Regions from separate parts of the Homo sapiens genome. Here region 2 is linked to region 1. Evidence: read pairs that join two places in POLR2A ChIA-PET (ENCODE). Cell type or tissue: A673. All regions are shown on one strand.

Evidence for each region. ChIA-PET counts read pairs that join two places held together with the same protein. Peaks named below come from ENCODE experiments on the same cell type or tissue, not always from the same donor. Only the 100,000 strongest peaks of a DNase experiment are listed, where the experiment ranks them.
Region 2: POLR2A ChIA-PET joins it to region 1 with 16 read pairs; 3 of 35 experiments call an interaction of 5 or more read pairs at or near these places.

The regions. Positions count from the first base shown.
Region 1 is chr17:8,026,001-8,028,500 of GRCh38, reverse strand. No RefSeq gene overlaps it. Among named protein-coding and RNA genes, the nearest start is that of ALOX15B, 12 kb to the left of the region's middle. In A673, no CTCF peak of the experiment used is centred here; no DNase peak of the experiment used is centred here.
Region 2 is chr17:8,375,627-8,378,126 of GRCh38, reverse strand. It overlaps KRABD2 (KRAB domain containing 2), which reads left to right and starts at 1,423. Exons shown (of 2, transcript NM_001304947.3): 1 at 1,423-2,227. RPL26 (ribosomal protein L26) reads left to right here. Exons shown (of 4, transcript NM_000987.5): 4 at 435-611. The coding sequence ends at 563. RefSeq lists a silencer at 1,289-1,488 and an enhancer at 1,233-1,784. In A673, a CTCF peak has its summit at 1,334 (motif pointing right); a DNase peak (open chromatin) is centred at 1,376; H3K4me3 peaks cover 1,698 bases; H3K27ac peaks cover 2,452 bases.

The sequences.
Region 1 (2,500 bases):
CAGCACCCAGTCCCCTTATTCAGGTAGCAACATCCCCATTTTCCTGTAAAGAATAATTCCTTCCCCATTCTCAGCCCACATGATTACAGTAGAGCTCGCTTCACTCTCTGGCTCCAGGGGTGGGCACATGATTCAGTTTGGGCAAAATTAGGCAGGACTTGGAAATTATCTGGGGATGGTGGCACACGCCTGTACTCCCAGCTACTTGGGAGGCTGAGGCAGGAGGATAGCTTGAGCCCAGGAACTGAGGTTACAGAGTGATTGATGATCCTGCCACTGTACTCCAACCTGGGCAACAGAGCAAGACCCTGTCTTTAAAAACAAACAAACAACAAAAAATCAGCCCTGGGATTTTTTGTTTGTTTGTTTGTTTTAGTTGCTGAGATTATAGTATGTAAGCAAGCCTTGAAATGGTTGCTGGCTATTTCTGTGACCATTTCAGGAGAGCCCACCTGAGAATGAAGACAACACAGACAAAAGCACAGCTGAATGGCATGTAGAGATACAGTGCGGGAGCTCCTGGATGCACCGATACCTGAAGCAAGACCTATTCTTGGTCTCTTTTTTTGGTTACCTGAAGCAAACGTTTCCTTTACAAAAAAATTGAAACCCTTTAGATCAGAAGAATCCTGATGAATACGGAGGTCTCTCAACCCTGTGTATTTGATTCCTGAACTGAGAGCATCACATGTCTCTGTCTTATCTGTTCTGCTCCTCCTCACATCTTTCGTGTCCTGCATCCCTGTCACTCATCCCACCAAAGGGGTCCCTTAGATAATCATGTCATGTATTCATTCAACAAGTATGTCTTATGCGTGTCTACAGGGGTGGCAATGAGCTGGGTGTTGTATGTGTGACAAGGTCAGTGAATATACATGGTGAGCACTCAGCCCCTTCCCAATCCGTGCCCATGGCAGACATTGTTAATCAACCCATGAATTCTTTTTAAGCCTGAAAATGGCCTCAGAATCTTTGTCATCATAGCATTCTAGAGAGGCACAACCAACTGGTTGAAATTGACATAGAAGATGAAACCTAGCGTCATCCTCCTTCTCCTGGATGGCTGCCCCTCCTCTCTGGCTCTGCCCAGTGAGTGCCCACTCTCCTACCTGCTCATGAGAGGAGTGGCAGAGGAGCATGCTGGATCTTCATTCCCTTTGGAAAAGATTGAGAATTTGGCTGCTGCTAGTAAATTGGGAGGATTCTGCTCTGCTCTCCATGAATGTCACTGTCCCTGGCAATAAAGTGTGCATTAGTAGAGTCTGTGGGATTGTTGCACCTGGTTTGGGCATGTCCTTTGATAAAGGATTCCTTTATTATAGGGTCCTCAAAGGCAGCCTCTTTAAACATACCTGGTGGGGACTGGGCCAGTTGTAGAGATGTGTGTTCCAGTCACTCATGTGTAGCTAGTTAGTGCCATGATGGAGGCTGGGGGCTGACAGCTTTGCTGGAAACAAAAGAAAATAAACTTCTCCCATACAATGGAGAACCATACTTTCATTTGGAGCTTTAATATCTCATAGAAAAGACTGTGGCTTTAAAACCATATATCAAAAGGAAAAACACTTTCATCTTGACCTCTTCAACTTATAAAAATGGATCCCTTTCTTAATCATCTAGAATTATATGTATGAATATAAACTGTAAAATTATAAATACCTGAAGATACTTGTACAAAAAGAATAAACTTTCCTTTAATTTAAAAAAAAAAAAAGGGCCAGGTGCAGTGGCTCATGTCTATACTCCCAGGACTTTGGGAGGCAAGAGGCTCACTTGAGCCCAGAGTTTGAGATTAGCTTGGGAAACATAGTGAGACCCTGTCTCTATAAAAATAACAATTAAAAAAAGTAGCCAGTTGTGGTGGTGCACACTTGCAGTTCTAGCTACTCAGGAGGCTGAGGTGGGAGGATCACTTGAGCCCAGGAGGTTAAGGCTGCAGTGAGCAATGATGGCGCCACTGCACTCTCTCCTGGGAGACAGAGTGAGACCCTGTCTCGAAGGAAAGAAGAAACCCCTAGTGTCATCTTCAAGGTAAAATATGGCCCAGGGCAATAGTGGATCCATAACAGAAGGAAGACAGGACTGAAATACTCTAGAGGTTGGGGAGATTGGGGTAATTAGGACTCTTAAATTTGTAAGGAACAGAGATAGTAGAGAGAACTTGAGCAAAGAGGAGAATTTATTGTAAGGACAAAATGCTAGGGATCCAGCAGGGCCTCAGGGATAGCCAAAGGCAGAGACTAGAGCGTTCGTTGTAAGAACTTAGAAAATTCTCTCCATCTCTCTCTTCTCTGCATGTTTGTTTTGTCCTCTCTCGCTTTTCCAGTTCTTTCTGTTTCCAGTTCCCAAGGCAGAGAATGAGTGCCACAACAGCTTGTGTTTATGGATTCTCTAAGAGGTAGACAGACGGTTTTGGAGTGTCTTTGCATCAGCTCCACGTTCCCCAGCAAAGGGCTCTCACTGACCCAGTTTGGGACAGGAACCCACCCGTGGTCCAATT
Region 2 (2,500 bases), 350 kb before region 1:
ACTCCTGACCTCAGGTGATCCGCCTGCCTCTGCCTCCCAAAGTGCTGGGATTGGGGGCATGAACCACCGCACCCAGCCTGAAGTTACTTTGGAAACAAATATATTTGTATATGACAGCTTGTAAAACTGTAGTGAGAAGAGCAGAATCATATATTTCTCAGTGAAAAAGAAACAAATCTTATAATGAAGCACAGAAGAGGCTTTAAGAATTACTGATACCATCTTGCCTTTTCTCCTTTGTTGGTAGGAAATTAGTAAATAAGCCAGGTTTGATGGCTAAAGAGTGATTTCTGGAGTTTTTTAAAAGTTAAAATCTTTTCTTATTAGGCATCCACCTACCCCAGGTTTGGGAAATGGTATTGAATGTTGGGCTTTCCCTTGTGTTTTAGTGATTATTTAAAGCTTGGGAGTGTTTTTTTCTTATTTTTCTGCAGGTGGTTATCACTAGGCTAAAACTGGACAAAGACCGCAAAAAGATCCTCGAACGGAAAGCCAAATCTCGCCAAGTAGGAAAGGAAAAGGGCAAATACAAGGAAGAAACCATTGAGAAGATGCAGGAATAAAGTAATCTTATATACAAGCTTTGATTAAAACTTGAAACAAAGAGCCTGTGTTTTGTGTGTGGTGATTTAGGACACTCCCTAGTTTTCAGTGGATCAGTCTCTTACCTCTGATTTGTTGGTCTAAAATTTTTCTGAAATCAGGACTGATGAGATTTTTTTTATAGTGGGCAGCAGCATTTGAGGATATATCAGAAGCTGGAGGGGTGTCATTGAGAAGAAGAAGGCCTACAAGAAAAGCTAGTTGGAAACACTTCCTCTTGAACCTGTCTTTTAACTTGCTTACTATGGATAGGTTGCTATATGGACAGGCTATATTTTTTACCTTACTGCGTAAAAGTTTGTATTGCCATTGGATAGGAAGTCTTGCTTTCAATAGGATAAGAAGCTTCTGTGACTTTATAGCTTCTAGATGACTTCTTCAAGCTGTTCCTCCAGATTGAGAGGTCTCGGGTTCAGGTTATCTGATAGACCCATGGGCCCCCTTTACCTTGTTTTCTGCACAAGTGCTGGATGAGTGCCATCAAACCAAAACCTAACACGTCTTTGAGTTAAAATATAAACTAAACTGCAGCTTCGTCAGGATGAAGTGAAAAGGTGTGAGGTGGCAGCAGTGTGTGTGCTCCTGCCGTTCCTCATTTTAAGCATCTAAACAGGACACCTGAAGCCCGTTTACTTTCCAGGCTGGAGACTTGGCAACAACGTGGGAATGGGGAACGGGCCCGAGTTAAGTCACTGGCTTAGCCAAGGTCACAGCTGGCATCTGGGTGAACAGCGCTGCACGGTGTCCGCGGTGCCTCTAGGGGGCGGGGCTTCCGGCTGGCGCTGACCGGCTTCCGGCGGAGCGGGCGGGAGGTGGGGCGGAGTTGCTGCTCGGGGGCCTCTGGGTGGAGGGGGATTCAGACGCCGCGTCTGGTGTGTCCCTTTCTCCTTCCTGACCTTCCTCAGTCTGCAGCTCTTTTCTCCACCGCGCGCCCGCCTCAGCCGTTCAGCCCTGAGCTGGCGGGTGGACGGGCATGGATCCAGGCGGTGGGAGCAGTCTGCGAAGTCAGGGTAGGAAGGCTACACAAAGGAGGCGACATCCCAGCCCGGTCCTCAGGAATAAGCGGGCGTGCCCGTGTGGTGTGGACGGTGAGGGGACACTGTATTAAGTGCCTTATCTGCATTATCATTGAATCTTCATAGCAATCGATTGTGATGGGTACTGGTCATCTCCCCGGGTTGTAGATGAGGAAACTGAGGCCTCAGTAACTTTGCTTTAGTCAGTAAATGATAAGAGTCAGCAAATGAATTCCCAAGCGTAGACTCGGCCGTACCGCTGCTCTACCTTGCTAATAACGACCTACCTGTAAGCGACATTTTTGACAAAATGTCCTTTAAACATCTTTTGTGCTCAGCTCTGTATTCGTGGGCCCTCCAAAGGGGGTACAGGCAGGTAGAAGCCTCCGTCCCTACCTTATAGGTTGTATATATCTGAACTGGTCGACTAAAGATGCAAAGCGAAGTGCTCCAGTGAGTGTGGTACAGGTTGTTGAGATGAAGGAGAGATGGCAATCAGCTAAAGTTACTGAATACGTCAGGAAGGAGGCTGGTTTCAGCTGGCTGTGATTGGGAGGATCAATGCGAGGACATTCCGAGTCGGAAACAGCCAAGGCGAAGACTCACAGGTGGGTGAAGGGAGTAAACATGGCTTTGGAAATATTTCCAGTTTTCTCTGACCAACTCGTTTATCACCTAGCCGTCACATAGATCACACCAAGAAGCTGATTGATTTACGGTCACATTTCTTTCATGTTGCTTTGGAAAAGATACTGAAGCCTCGGGCAACATAATGAGACCCCGTCTCTACAAAAAAAAAAAAAAAAGAAAGAAAAGAAAAAATTAGCTGGGTCTGGTGACGCATGCCTGTAGTCCCAGCTACTTGGGAGGCTGCGGTAGGA